Regions from separate parts of the Mus musculus genome. Here region 2 is linked to region 1. The links are chromatin loops, found by intact Hi-C in ENCODE. Cell type or tissue: left cerebral cortex. All regions are shown on one strand.

Region 1 (8,000 bases):
TCCTGCTTAGTGAGATAGCAAGGAATGGGCAGCCTTCCACTAGGCTTGCTAAGCCCCCCGGGAGCCCTCACTATGGGATATGGCTTCCATGGAACCTAAAGGTCTCTCTGTGGTAGAAAGGGGACAGGTAGACGGTGAGGCTGGAGAAGGATGACTGGGTTAGAGTGGAGGGCTTTCACCCAGGGAGGGACTCCTGGACAGACTGTGTGCTTGAAGGGCACAGTGCTCTTTAAAGGGGATTGCCTTTTTAAAATAAGGAGTTTATAGAGGATTCTGAGATAGAAACCCAATTCTTTCCTGAGTGCCATATAACATTGAAGGGTAGGACTCCTGGCTGACGTGGCAGCTAAGGCTTCCACTATTGAATAGTCAAAGACGTTTTAGAGACACACACTTACTGATGAGTATATTTAATAAGTGCCTGGCATTGTTTTTGAAACCACTGCCGGAGCAAAGTCACACACATGGCTCCTGTTTCCAGAGGCTGAGTGATTAGCACTAACGCACACAAGACACCCATGAACCGTTCGATTCAGGACACAGTTGTTTGGCATGACCCGTTAGGTTGATTGAAACATTAGCTGTCCTCAAAGCTGCAAGGCAATGGAGATTGAATTGCTTTATTCCCTTTTTGTTGTATTTTCTATATAAACTATATCTTAGAAAAGATGAACAATATTCAGAATGCATTGGTTCAGCACGTAGCCCTTTCCTTCTGACACTATTGAGCTGTGTGAATGGGACCTACCTACAGCCAGGATAGAATCAGAGGTGAGGGTTTGCTCCTAACTATCAGGAACTGTTTTTTGTTGCTGTTGTTGTTGTTTGTTTGTTTTTTAAAATCACTTTAGGAGATAGAGAATCAGTAGAGCCTCCCAGCATGAAAAGTGTTTCTCCATGATGGTCTTTCTTGAATCATTCCTGACCTAGATATTCTGCAGACACCCACCTGGGTCTCCTGGCCACCTCTCGGCGGGACACTGTGCTTTCTCTGCTCTCTACAAGACAAACACCCGTCTTCCCTGCCGGCTCTTCACTGTACATAGTGTGGAGCTCCCTAGAGTTGAGTGAACACCTGGCAGCCTCATTGATTAACTATACAGAGCACAAAAGGGCAAGGCCTTCCTTCAATACTCTTCCCAAGGCCAGTTCTGCCTCCTTCAGCTTTTCTTTATGCTCTTTGTGGGGCGGCTCCTTACCCACCTGGAGCCTTTGCACTGCACAAAACCTGGCACAGGCAGGTGCTTCACAGATAGGAGTGGACACACACTGAGCTCCTATTGGGACAGCCCTGCAGGTGGGGTTTACTTTTGTTAATTCTTTGAGAATTTTGTAAATGCATGCAATGTATTTGATCATATTCACCTTTTTACCCTAACTTTCCCCAGATCCATCTCCCACTCTCTCCCAATTTCCCCCCTATATGGAGAGGAAGGCTTTATTTTGGTTTATAGTTCAAGGGTACAAGCTGATGTTGTGAAGGAAGTCATGGCGGCAGGGACTGGAAGCAGTAGATCACATGACATCCACAGTGAAGAAGCAGACAGAGATGACTGTTGATTCTTAGCTCACATTCTCCTTTTCCTTCAGTCTGGGACCCCAGGCCATGGAGTATGTGTAACATGCTGCCCATACTAAGCATAGGTATTCCCACCTCAGTTAACCCAGTCTATATATATCTTATATATATCTTAAAGACATGGTCAAAGGTTTCTCTCTGAAGTGATTCTAGATCTACCAAGTTGACAATCAGTATTAAACACCACTAGTTTACAGCATCTAGTTACAAAAGTAGGAAGGCTGAGTTAGCCAGGGATTAGATTCAAGAAAAGCATGGGGAAATTTATATTTTTAAAAAATGTGTTTAGTTGAAATAGAATTATACAGCTTCCCCTTTTCTTTTCCTCCCTCAAGTCTCTTCTAGATATCCTCCTCAAATCCCTCCCATGCCCTCCCACTCTCAAGATGATCGCCTCTTTCTCTCTGGTTATATTGTGTGTGTGTGTGTGTGTGTGTGTGTGTGTGTGTGTGTGTGTGCATATATACATCTGTGTACACACACACACGCACATTGATGCTTGTATGTATATGGTTTCAAGGCTGATCACTCTGTATTGAACAACCAATAAAAGCACTCATTGCTGGAAAGGCTAATTTTCATCCCAGCTGTCAAGAATTGCCCAATTGCCTACAGTTCTTTGCCTAGGGGTGGAACCCTGTGAAATTTTCTTCCTTTTACACTGATATGTCCATTAATACTGCTACTGATCCAGTCTTGTTTATATGGGTTTCTCCTCCTCCCTCTCCTCCTCTTCCTTCTCTTCCTCTCCTTTCCTCCTTTTCTCCTCCTCTGACCCACTGAATCCAGTGTGTGCTCCCTATATTCACATAGGTTTGAGGTCACCCACTGGAGAGTTGTGGACCTACCAGAAGATACACCCTTAAGGAAAACTGAGTCTGCCTTCCCAAGGAGCCATTAACTGCCAATAGCTCCATAGCTACAGGTGGGAGGTTGTGAGCTTGCAGACTGGCTTGTTCTTGTACAGGTCTTGTGCGGACAGCCACATGTGCTGTGAGTTCATGAGTCCTGTGGTATTTTTATGTCCAAAAAATACTGTTTCACCAGAGTCCTTTTTGATCTCTGGTTTTTAAGGTCTTTCTACTCCCTCTTCCTCCACAGTCCCTAAGTCTTAATTTGGTTTTGTTAATGTGTCTCCTATCTTTCTTTTAAATTTTGTTATGAAAAAATTTAAAATTTAAATGTACTTGAAGAGGCACAGACACCACAATTAACCAATCTAATCATTATCCTTACCTACAATTATCAATATGTTATCAGATTCTCCTATCTGCTTACCACTGTCAATAACGGACACCTGTTTCACCTGTAGATGCTTTTGTCTGTGTCTTTAAAACTAAAAGGTTTAAATGTGACTATGCTTCCATACCTAACAAGATTCATAGTGTATTGGCATTCTATCTACTCAGCTCTCATCTATCTATCTATCTATCTATCTATCTATCTATCTATCTATCCATCCATCTATCCTTTCCTTGGCTGTCCTTGGAGATTCCTGGAGATCATTCCACATGGGAGAGAACACACACTTGGCATGCTAGTGAGAGCTCATGAGAAGCAGGGTCCCAAGCCTGATGCCCATGAGCTGGCATTACTGTGCTGTGCTCACAAGGACTTCATTTAGATATGTTTATGGATTCTGGGTCCTTAAGTCATTATAGTGAGATAAAGTGCCTCTTGCCTGAAAGCAGAGAGGGCAAAGCAGGTGTTAAAATCTTTTCTAAGTTTGGGTATGGTGGTTCATGTCTATAATTCTAGCACTAGTAGGGCAAAGGCAGAGAGAGTGTGTTCAGAGCCTGCAGCCAGTCTGGGCTACATAGTGAGTTCCAACCCAGACTGGGCTGCAGAAAGATACCCTGTCTTGAAAACATTTCCAGCAATGGGGTCAATGGTTCTTTGACAAATAAAAGTCCTGAAGCCACAGCTTTTCAGCTCTGTGTGCACCTGTTTGCCTTGAGCTTGCCACTGTCAGCCAACATTTGAATTAGAGGCCTCAGCCTTCCATGTAAAGGCTCCATTTCAGTTTGAGGACTTTTGAGCAAGGCTCAGGGCCATCCTTTGTAATGTGTGCCAGTGTTTCCCAGCTCGAACTGAAGCATTACCATGGCAACAGAGAGCATGTGAAACCGACAGGTTCCAGAATGAACTGTTTGAGGCACACCAACGCAGAGCGCCGAGGGAGAGCTTTATTTTCTACATGATGGCACATCTGCTGTTAAGGAATGTTAACTCGGTATTTCTTTCTTCTCAAAAAGCATTGCTGGTGCAGGGCAGGGAGATGACCTGGAAGATGAGAAGAAAAAAGAAAACTACTCCAGTTCTTGGTGGGGTGTCCTGGCTGGACCTTGGTGGGTCCTGTCTGAGCTGGTGGCTCTGTGGCTCCCCCTGCAGGCAAGCCACTGTGCCCTTCTCTGATGGTGTTTGTAGAGTCTCTGTCCTGAGCTCTCTGTGGACAGGAGAGGAGACAGGAGGTGGGGTGGGTGGACAAAGGATAACATAGACTGGAATGCGGTGGCATAAGGGCTGTGCCACTGAGAACAGGAAGTACAATGGTCTGCCAGAGGCTGGGAGCAGCTCTTTACTGGAGATGAGAGCTGTGCTCAGGCTCAGGCAGAATTAAGGTGCAGGTGGGTGGGTGGGGGAGGGTGCAGTGAAGGGTGCAGAAGGTAAAGGGTAGGTGGAGGTGGGGAGGGTAGAGAGGTGGTGGAGGGGGCTGGGTTGGAGGTGGGTGGTGTGACTTGTAGGTCATGGTACAAGTGGGATAGAGAGTGTATGGAGATGTGTGAATGCACTGGTGAGGTGAAACCAGACGGGCTGAGGGAGGAGGTGAGTTGGGGTGGAACTGCGGTTAAACACATCAGGAATGCTTCAGCAAGCCAAAAAGCTTTTGCGCACAATGTATAGTGTGACTGGCTTTGCTGTCCAACACAGCACTGTGCACAGGCATGCTTGCTGTACAATACACAGCACCATGCACAGTCACTGTGTCCTCTACCATACAGTGTGGCAGGCTGTGCTGTACAATACACAGCACCAGGGGCAGGCAATGTCTCATTCACCATGCACTAGAGCTTGGCTACGGAGCGTGACTAGAGTGTTTCTAAGATGGAGAAACAGAATCAAATTCTTCAGGGTAGAAGCAGTAATTATATTGATGTTCATACATGCACGCGCATGCGCGCGCATACACACACACACACACACACGTACAACAGACTGAGGTTTCAGAGATACAGTACTAGACACCTTTGGGGTGGGCCCCTTGGTGCCTATGTGCACCATTGAGTTTAGAGTCCTGGGTCAAGGGCAGAGGCCCTGCTGCAGCATGACTGTCTATGAGAGGGCTCTAGCCAGCCAAGAACTTCTGTGTCTGACTGTCCTTGCTGCCTGTCTGTCCTGGTTCCTGTTCTCTCCTTGGTTTTATGGTGAGGGAGGTGTGTCTGCCTCCCTCTCTGAGTAAGTAAGGGCTTACTCTGCAGGGAGGTCCGACTCAGAGAACAGGGCAATGATGCCTCTTCCTGTGTAGGAAGTGGAACGGACCCAGACCCAGGCCAGCCCTTCCTCAGGCAGTTCCTCCTGTTTCTACCCACCTGCTACTAGGCATCTGTCCTTTGTTTCTTTGCCTCCTCTCTTTTCAAACAATGGTTTCTGTCTTGACCCCTCTCCTTCCTTTACCTATCAGCATCTTTTCTGCTTGCCTTCTCTTTCCTCTCTCTTCTGCACTCCATTAATCCTCCCTCCACACCCCACACAGCTTCAGGCTACACTTGGAGCGCATCTCTTTGAGGCCTTTTGCTGACATGTGCCACCCTGGTCATGCTATAGCCTCGGTTTCAGTTAAGATGTCACCAGCGCTCAGCCATTAACTGAGAAATTCAGGTGCTGAAATGGGTCCCTGTAGTAGGGACTGGTGCTTGCCAGGTAAGTATAAAATCTTGGGTTTGCTCTCTAGCCCCGTGTAAACAAGACATGGTGGCGCGAGCCTGGAAGAGGAGCAGAGAGAATCATATGTTCAAGGCCATTCTCCAGCTGCATAGTAAGTTGGAGGCCAGTTTAAGATCCATGAAAGCCCCTTTCAAGAAAGGAAAAAGAAATGAAGGCCTTTGCAGTATCGGAGTAGCCAATAGTCCATGCCATCCTGCTGTGTGTAGGTAACAAAGACAGTCATGTGTACGGATGTCCTGTCCTGGGCTCTAGGATCTGCTCTCTCGGCAAGAGCACCCATGCCCAGAAGAGAGTCCAGACTCGGTAGTCTGTTTCCTTCACCCAGAATCTCCCTAAGGCTTCAAGCAACCCTTCATCCCCACAAGTCCAAGGCCATCGTGGACTCTCTCTCTCCCCTTCTACTTGCTGTAATTTCTCCATCCTTGGTTCTGTGCTGAGTTTTCTCTGCTGGCTTCCGAAGAGAAAGAGGAAACAGTTGTTCCTATAGCCAAAGGGCTGCCTCTTGATATCTCATTCTAAAACAAACCAACAGGCAAAGGGAGTGCTATTCCCATGTTCTAGTCCATGACCAACAATGCACATTTGAAAAGCCAGAGCTGAGTACAGTGCCTCACATATGTACTCTGTAATCCCAGCTCTCTGGAAGGGGAGGTCAGAACTGTCATGAGTTCAAAGACAACCTAATCTTTCGTGTAAAGTCCTGTCTCAAAACCCCTAAAATCAGATCTGGAGTCATAGCTCACGTAGTTGAGTATTTGTTACATACACGGAAGCCTAAGTTAGATCCACAGGCTTGCATAAATATGGGGGTTAACATTTGTAACCCCAGCATTTGGGAAGTAGGGATAGGATCAGAAGTTAAGGGTTGTACTCAGCTACATGACTAGCCTAGGATAAAATCCTAGTAAAAAAAATCCTAATAAAATCCTATTTCAAAAACTAAACAAAAGGCTTCCTACCCCCCCATTACCACCAAACAAACAAAAGTCAACAGAAATGATCTTTTCTTTTAAATTATTAATAATAGGAGATTCAGACCTTTAAAGCCAGAGATTCCACAAAGCCTTTCCTCACTGTGTGAAGGCCAAACTGAATAAGTTTGCTCTAGTGACAAGGACAACGTGGTCTGGATTCTGTGGCCTCTAATCCAGGTACAATTAGACCCAGAATCTTGCTTCTGCACAGCTTTTAGCAACATGATATACCAGCCTTCTCATCCAGGTAGTCAGAACCCGATGCTCTGGGCTCTAGCCCTGAGCCAGCCCTTCTGAGCAGGCAGCGTGACTCCAAACTGTCTTCTAGTGCATTGAGATGTTATCAACTTAGTGGCTGAAAAAGGAGACCACAGATATTTACAATTAGGGTCTGATTCAGTGAGTCTCCAGAGAGCCAACTGCAACCTTCCATCAAACCACAGCTACACACTGTGTTCTGGATATTTGGTGTCTCTGTCTCAAAGAAAAAAGTCTTGGAGAATTAAAGTCAATTCTTTGTATTAAAAAAAATCCTCACATTGTTATTACTTAAGACATAATTTTCTCCTTCACAAATCTTTCTTAGTCAAGAAAAGACTTGTCCCTTTTCCTCAGAACCAAAGCTCCTTTGTTCACCCCTCAGCGATGCTTAACCTCTCTTGATGGCACATTGGAGGCTAATAGGAAGTCTCTCTGCCCTGCTGGGTTTCAAGGATGAGAGCACACCGAGCACTGATAGCAGATCCGGGGAAGACGCCCAGCCTTGAGAGGTACAGGTGCGGCTGGAGGGGACTGCACAAGCCTTGAAGGTTCACATCTGTCATTTCCCTTGCCTTCATTTTCTGTGATGTTTGGCATTTTTCATGGGGAATGCATCGTCCTCTGATGGTTTGGCATGGACTCATCATAGAGTTTGTCCTTGGGGAAGAATTCATTGTGGAGCAGAGAGAGAAGCTACCGAGCTCCTGAGCTGATGGGCAGCCATCCATTACTCCTCTAGGAAGCAGCCGCGCCTCAGGCTGGGCCTACCTGGCCTCTTGCAGCCATGTCTTCCCCAAGTGGCCACACCCATCCTCCCAGAACTGGCCTGGGATCAGGCTACTTCTCTGTCACAGTACTGGAGTGACTTGCTATCGCATGGAGCCCCAAGGTCACTATCTTCACTATAGCCTGCCACCTGCAACTGACTAACCTAGACAGATATTACCTAATTTGTGTCAGGCCAAGATGTTAACTTTTAGGTGGGCTAGTATTCATCAGCCAGGGACCATATATCACACCTGGACCCAGAACCTAGGATGAGGTAGAATGACTCTAAGGTTATAAGGATTATCTTAACCTCCAACTCAGGGAAGCACCCGGCAACAAGAGGACCCTGTATCCCAGAGGATGCAGTAGCATGCACCAGGGTGTTGAGAATACAATAACTAGAATTTGTGGGTCTCAGGGTCAAGGATGGAGCTGTGAACCCTTCTCTCTTGTCATTCATTCCCTAGAGGAGC
Region 2 (8,000 bases), 110 kb after region 1:
TATAAAAAGTCTGGAAATGCTAATGTAATTAATATAATGGGACAGACCACTATTCACTAACAGTATGAAATGATCTAAAAAAATTCTCGAAAGTAGTTACCAGAGCATTGCTGCAATTTTACCTTTGCAAGTTACTAATAGCTTCATGGAACAGCAAGGCAACTGAGTCACGTTCTGAAGTTACTATAAACTTGATCATCAATGGAAAAAGTCTATGAGAAACAGACTTTAATGCTAACCTTACTTATGGATGTGTGTGAGCCAAGCATATGTTAAATTGCAAAATGAATTAAGCAGTGTATAAAAATTAATTGTGATCATTATGAGATATAATTATCTTCACAATTAAAAGGTAATTTAACATCAGAAAATAACCTGATAAAAATTTGCAGTAAAAATGAAATAATTTTTGATTATTTTTTGTGTCTGTTTGTGAGGGAGTATATGTATGATATTGTGTGTATGTGTGATATTCTGTGTATGTGTATGTAGTAGAGTGTATGTATATGTGTATGTATGTGATTTTGTATGCATGTGTGTGTTCTCTATATGTTCAAGTCTGTGGAGGTAAACATGCAGGTGTGTGTGGGTGTGGTTTTGTGTGCATATGTGTGTGGTGGTGGTTTATGTATGTGTGTGTTACGTGTGCAAGTGTGTGGAGACACCCATGCAGGTGTATGCATATATATGTGCATGTGTGTACATGGAGACCATAGGTCAATGTCAGGTGTCTTTTTTGATCACTTCTCACTCTGGTTTTCGAAGCAGGGTCTCTCACTAAACTGGAAATTCAGGGCTCTGTTATGCAGACCAGCCAGTGAGCTCCAGAGCCCTCCCCGTCCCTTCCCTCAGCAAAGGGATTACAGGTGGTTAGTGCCATCATGTCTTCTGTGGATGCTGGCCTTCTGAACGCAGGTCTTCACCTGTGCAGAATCGCCTCCCCAGCCTAGGCTTGATTATTTTAATAGATAGCATTTTGGTGAAATCTCATACGACTTAATTATAAAATGGCTTAGAGAGCTAGGAAGACTGAAACCTGATTTCCATGAATAAAACCACCCAAAGCAACAATGTCATGCTCATGACAAATGTAAAACTCAGTGTTGTATCTTTAATGTGTTCACACTAAAGCAGCGAATGGGACAGTGGCTATTTCACCTCCATCCATCGTTGTCCTGGAGAAGTTATCCAATACAACATAAGAAATTAAATAGCTATAGACATTGGGAAGACAGGACTAAATTTTTTGGGCATCTATCTATCTATCTATCTATCTATCTATCTATCTATCTATCTATCATCTATCTATGAGCATGCATGTGTGTATGTGTGTGCGCACATGCGCATGTGCCTATACATGCCATCACAATAATTTTAGTGGTCAGAGGACAATTTGGGGGAGCTATTTCTCTTCTTCTACCCTTTGAGTCCCAGGGATTAAACCTAGATAGTCAGGCTTTGTGACAACAAGCACCTCTATCTACTCAGCTGTTCACTGGCCTGGAAGAGACGATACTTTTAAATGTTATATTACAGAAGTCAGTCTATCAGCTGGGTGTGGTGGCACTTGCCTTTAATTCCAACACTTGGGAGGCAGTGAGTTCAAGGTCAGCCTAGTTTAGTTCCAGTTCTAAAGCTATTATACAGAGAAATCCTGTCTCAGCACACACACACACACACACACACACACACACACACACACACACACACACCAAAAACAAAAGTCAGTTTATCTTAAGAGCAATGCAATTCACCCTCCTCTCATTGCATATACAGATTCTCTAGTAAGCTGAACATCTTTTAAATTAAAAATTCACTATTTTTATTTTATTTGTATGGGTGCTTTGGCTGCATTCACAACTGTGTACCATGTGCATGCCTGGTACACTTGGAAGTAAAAGTGGGTGTTGGGTTCCCTAAAACTAGAGTTACATATGGTTGTGAGCTTCCAAGAGGGTGCTGGGAATGAAACCTAGGTCCTCTGGTAAAGCAGTTACCGTCTCTTAGCTATGCCATCGCTCTAGCCACATAAGCTGGGGATTTTAAAAATGAAATAAACAAGGCATATTTCATAATCATTAGATGGCTGAAACTTTAAAATCCTGGTAATGGACTTGTTATTAGGAAGGGGATGGTCAATTAGAAGCTTTTGATTCTAGTGAGGGTAGCCGCTGCAGAGACAGGAGCCATTTCTGCTGGTCAAGGTGACTCTGGACCCTTGCTTTCGTGAAATCTTTGAAAAGATCTGAGTGGAATGTGACAGTACCACTGACCCAGAAGTTCTATTTCCTGGCTCATAACAATGACACACCGTCTTACAAAGTGCGTAAAGACATGCAGGCCGTGAAGCTTTGCATACTCGTGGAGCATTTGTGATTTGGTGGGATGACCTGGGTGCCTTTTGGCAGGGAAATGAAGAAGCTGTTGCCTGCACATAAAACGGGTGGCACACAGCAGAGCAGCCAACAGACCAAATCAATAGAAACCAGATGAATAGATCTCAAAAGAATCATGAGTAGGAAAAGAAATGAAGAAAGACAGAGACTATAATTCTACTTACATAAAATTAAAAAAAAAACTGCCTCAGACTGTAAAATATATAGTGATATTCAGAATCAGTAAAAAAGCAGAGGGAGGGGATGCCCCAAATGCAAGGTTTGGATTGCTTATGAGAAGGCATAAAACAAACTAAAGCAAAGCAAACAGAGCTTCAAAGTGCATGGCACAGTGATGGGAGTGTGCCTTGGCAGGGGGCAAGTGGACATGCCCCTCGGTGGTGGGGCATGGCACCATCTCACTTCTTCTTCAGTAGGCTTTCCTGCATTAGAAGAAGGGCTTCATTCCAAGCACACATTATTTCTGAAGTTCCCAAGCTGGGCTTGTGCCTGCTTTATGAAAGCCGGTGACTTGTAGCTGTCAAAGCTCTGGGCTTTCCTACCCTGCTACCTGAAAAGAACTCAGCGCTAACTGGCTCCCCACCACCCTGGCCTATTACCTTCCCCTGGATTTTTTGGTACAGTCTCCCGAGTTTCTCAACTGCTGCTCTTGAAGATTTAAGTCCTAGTCCAACAATATCTGGTCTCCTTGGCTTGCTGCTCGGAACGTTTTTTTTAGTGCCTGTCAAACCCAGGAAAAAAAACGCCTGAGGTCTTCACTGCGGTGTCTGATTCCCTGGGAACTCACTGTCACCTACAGTGGCCTTGGCTGTCTTCATCCTCCTAGCTTCCTCAGTCCCTCCCCTGTCTCTTCATGTGGGCACCCCACAGTGCATCTTCTGGGAGACTCTTCTTCCAGACATATTTGGAAACTTCTGTCTTCCCTCTGGTGCTTCTGTCCCAGGGAGGCTCATTCACCTGCCATGACCTCGTAGCCCAGTCTGTCTACATTTCCTTACTTACTGCCCCCTTTTCTATCTGATACACCTTTGTTAGCTGTCTAACTTTAGGTCTAGCTCCATTCATTTGAACGGTAGCGGTTGTGTAATGACAGAGAGAGTGATCAGTGTTTTAAAATCCATTGCAGCTTAGCACTTGTAACAATAGCAAATGAGAGGGACTTAGTGGATGCTGGGTAAGGTACAGCAGGCAGATGGGAGGACACTGTAGGGACACTAGGGCAGTGTGTCCAGGACAAGCCCTGATGCTTACAGCCATATGACCTCACTGTTTACTTCTAGGAGGCTCCTTTTGTTCATGTGGAGAATGAGAATAAAACAAAGAGCATGTCTGAGTGCCTGCTCCAAGGGAGGTCCCTAAGTGGACGAAGATTGATGATGAATATGAGCAAGGGTAGTGAGGTGGAAGGAACACGCTGAGGTCATCCATGGAAGGAGGTGCTTTCTTAGACCTAGTAGCTTCACATGGAGAGTCCTGCAGAATCCAAGCTGGCATCCTGTAGAAGCTGAGACCCACAAGCTTGCTCCGGGGGAGCTATTTGCTGTGGAGTCTATCTCAGTGTCTCCCCAAACCAGTCCACAGCTTTTCTACAGTGAGCCAAGACCAGCCCCGGATGGGGGTGGGTGTCAGCCAGGCTGAGTAGGAGGCATGGAGGGAGACTGCACCTGTTCCGGGTGATGGCTCTGAGCTGTTGCAAAGGCTCTCTGCTCTGATCACACTTTCTCATCCGCAGTCAGGAAACAGGAAGCGATTTGACACAGCACACTGCATCAGTTATGATCAGCCAGGGAACATTCTCTGATAAGCACTTTCTGCCAGCCTGGGCGGGCATCCTCATCGTGGGCAATCGGCAGCAGAAAGAGGGAGAGTGGCGGCGTGTGCCAGGCTGCAGTCTGGTTCTGTGGCTTCTCTCAGCTCAGAGCCGCAACACCCACTTGTGATGGGGGCCTCCCGGGGTTTTCTCCTAAATCGCAACCCTTTGGATTCTCTGCTGCAATACAGAGGGGGCTTCAGAAGGGAGGACAGAGAGAAGTTGATTGCTTGACGGCACGCAAACGCTCACATATGATTTAGCACGCGGGATTTGATGCGTTCAATTGTGTCTTGTTTTTGCTCTGTCAAGAGAGCCCTGGTGGGGTGGGGTGGTGAGCAAAGATGGAGAGTCTCTGAGATGGGTGTTACAGATGACAACGTGAAGAAGGAATCAGGGCGCCAGGATGTGGAAGAAGGCACACCCCAATTTGTGCTACAGGCCAGAGCAGAGTCCTTTTTACACGTGATGACTCTGTGTGAGCAGTGGGTCTGAGAGAGAAGAAAGCACCAGGCATAGCATCAATTTTAACTACTGGAAATCACTACCATGTTCATGACCTACATTTGTGTTTTAATACATCTCTTATTTTCAACTGATGAGGCTGGCTGTACATATGCATTATTGTGTGACATTTCAATACATGGACCCTGTGTAATGATAAGATTGGGGTCATTGCCACACCTGTCACTTGAGGCACATCATTTCTGTACCCTGAGAATATCTGTAATCTATTAGTCTGAAGTATTCTGCTGAATACTGTCAGCTGTAGCTGCCGTGTGGCTTCTTCCTCTGAATTCCAGCCCCTTGGGTTCTTTTACTGTTGCACAAATAGGGGATTCAGAAGAGAAAACAAAGTGGGAAATTTTGTTGCTCCTATTTGATTTACATGTGTTTTAAAGAGAATCTGGTTAGATTTATTTGTGGTTTGTTTTTAAACATGATAGCTCAACACAGTCTTCCTGTAGTAGGAATCTTTGCCAGTATTCTATAGAAGCCACAGATCCATGTTTGCTCCAGTGAACACCAGAACACACTAGAAGTCATTCTACACAACTGCCTGTTTGGGTCATCCATGCCTCCTTCCTTCTCAGGTTGAGTAACTTTTCTGAGATGAGCTTTGAACTTTGAAGTGTCTATACATGGTCACACTATAAGGTCAAGTTTTCTTCCCATGTTGCTAAAAGTAGCAGAACCTAATTTTCTCATGGTTGAATTATATTCCACGTGTGTACGTATGCATAGAGCCATCTATGCATCCACATTACATTTTCTTTATCCACTCATTAGTCAGTAGACATTGTAGTTGATTCCACAGTAAGCAGAGCAGTAATGGACATGAGTGCCAATGTTGTCTTCATTTCTGTTGGATACATACTCACTGAATCATATGCTGGTTTTGTTTCTAGCTTTATTTTATTTTATTTTATTTTATTTTATTTTATTTTATTGGGTTTGGGGGTGGGTAGAATCTCTGTTATGTTTTCCATAATGGCATTTATAATTTACACTCCTACCAATAGTAGGACAGTGCCCTTTCATTCACACTCTCTCAGCCTTTACCACTTAAAAAAAATCTTTTTGATTATAGTCATTCTAACTATGGTGAAATCATATCACACCATGGCTTTGATTTCATCTCTTGATGATCGATAATATTGATCATGACTCTTTATGTGTGGTCCACTTGTATGTCATTAGAGAAATAGCTAGTCATGTCATTTGCCCACCTTTTAATTAAATGATTTTTTTTCCTATTGAGTTGTTTAAATTCTTTATATCTTATGGATATTGCATCCCTCAACTGAATTATGTGTGAAGCAGACTTTTCAGCTCTCCGACAAGTATCTGAGAAAAATAAGGGGGAAGAATTAATTTTGACCTGTGGTTTCAGGAAGTTCCCTTCATCCCATTGAGGAAGAACTCCCATGGTGGGGAGTAGTTCACATCACAGCAGCCATGAGTGAGAACGAAGGGGCAGAGAGAGAATAGAGGGGAGAGAAAGGGAGGAGGGGAGGGAAGAGAGAGAATAGAAGGGAGAGAAAGGGAGGAGGGGAGGGGAGAAGGGGGAGAGGAGAGCACAGTAGCTTTTTCCTTTCCACCACCCATCTAGGTTCCAGTCTCTGGGATGGTATCACCCATTTTTTTTTTTTTTTAGGCAAGATCTTCCCTCCTAAGCTGATCCCTTCTGGAAACATCACCACAAACAGCCTCATCTTATTTCTGATCTTAGAGAAAACATTGATGTTGGTCACAGGTTTCTCATAAGCAGCCTTTATCATGTTGAGGTCTCTTCCTTCTGTGCCCAGCTGGTTGACTGTTTGTATCATGAGAGGAACACATTGTATCTTTACTCTATATACTGAGATAATCATAGGTTAGTTTTTCATGCTAGGTGGTGATGCATTATTGGTTTGCATTTGTTGAACCATCCTTACATCCCTGAGGTAGGTAAATCCTACTTGAGTGTGCTGTGTATTTTGGTTATACAGGTGAACTTGTTGAGAACTATCTGGGAGTTTGGTTATTAGATCTACTTTGAACCTTGTCTGGCTTGGGCACTTGGTGTCTCCTGGAAAATGCCTATGACTTGAAAAGCACAATGTATATTCTGCAGCAGTTGATGAAATATCTGGTGTTTGCTTGGTCCATTTGTTCTATAGTTTAAATCTAGTGATCTGCTACCCCACACCATTCTTCAGGCTTGTTGGATTTCTGCTAAGAAGTCTGTTGCTGAGCTTGGCATCTGGACGATGGACTGATCCAGGAGAGGCATTGAATTGTTGTACTGGGGCCTACCCCTTCCTCCTATAATCGAGCGCTCCAGCATTGGCACACATATCAATCTAACTTATTTTCTTTGGATGAATTGATACCTTCATCATTAGATGCTAACCCTCCTCACTTCTTTTAACTGTCATGGACAAGACTGGTGCTGAGATTCCTGATCACAGTTGATTCTTTTTGTGTAGGTGGCCTTCTTCTGTCTCTTCACTTTCAGGTCCTGTGTGTCTTTGCTGTGGAAACTAGTTTCTTCTAGGCAGTATGGTCATTGGACCTTATTTTTTAAAATATGTTCAGCTAGCCTATGTTTTTTTCAATCGGAGAATTAACTGTTTACATTCAAAGGCTTTTATTGGAAATGAATACTCTTGTACCCTTTTTATCTCTACCTCTTTTTATACTTCTTGTTCCTTTCTGTAAGACTTGTGTAGACTTCATTCTTTTTAAATTCCTTCTGACTCCTTTGATTCTTGGTGGGTTGTAGCTTCCCACAAGCCTGAAAGCAGGCGGAGACAGACCTTGACCTTGCTATCCCACTAAGGAGATCACCTAGGGTGGAGCCTGCCTCCCTAGATCACTCTATTGTTCAGCCACTGCAGCTGCTGCTACCTGCTGGGAGTCTGCCTAGCTATTCTGGAGCCTATACATGGTTACCTGCAGCTGGGCTCCAAGGATGATTTGGCGGGAATGGGCTTCCCCCTCCTTTATAAAGCATGTCCACCATTAAAAATTTGAGCCTTGATCAGAATCCTGTCTTGGTTCCATCTCTCTCTCTCTTGTCTGCCTAGTTTCCCTCTTTTGTTTCAGCTCCAGGTTGCCTCCAGGCTCGAACCCAGACATGAGAGCCGCAGGCCAGCCCCAACAGTGGGTTATTTTCAGAGATTTGTCTTCTAGTTAGTACATATTTTCTTTAGTTTGATTTATTCTGATCTTGAGGTTCTCAACTAGATTTTCTATTTTATTTGTTGAATTCATTTGTTCCAATATTTCTATTTGGTTTTCTTTTTATG

What was found. A loop is a pair of places that touch in the nucleus more often than their neighbours do. Peaks named below come from ENCODE experiments on the same cell type or tissue, not always from the same donor. Only the 100,000 strongest peaks of a DNase experiment are listed, where the experiment ranks them.
Region 2: it touches region 1 in a loop (2.4-fold over the local background); 2 of 42 quality-filtered maps call a loop at or near these places.

Annotation. Positions count from the first base shown.
Region 1 is chr12:28,970,982-28,978,981 of GRCm38, forward strand. The region is part of intron 1 of Gm31508 (predicted gene, 31508); the gene reads left to right. Among named protein-coding and RNA genes, the nearest start is that of Gm31508, 65 kb to the left of the region's middle. In left cerebral cortex, a CTCF peak has its summit at 3,959 (motif pointing left); DNase peaks (open chromatin) are centred at 3,702 and 4,484; H3K27ac peaks cover 3,399 bases.
Region 2 is chr12:29,079,890-29,087,889 of GRCm38, forward strand. No RefSeq gene overlaps it. Among named protein-coding and RNA genes, the nearest start is that of Gm31333, 58 kb to the right of the region's middle. In left cerebral cortex, no CTCF peak of the experiment used is centred here; DNase peaks (open chromatin) are centred at 3,020, 3,394 and 4,117; H3K27ac peaks cover 2,291 bases.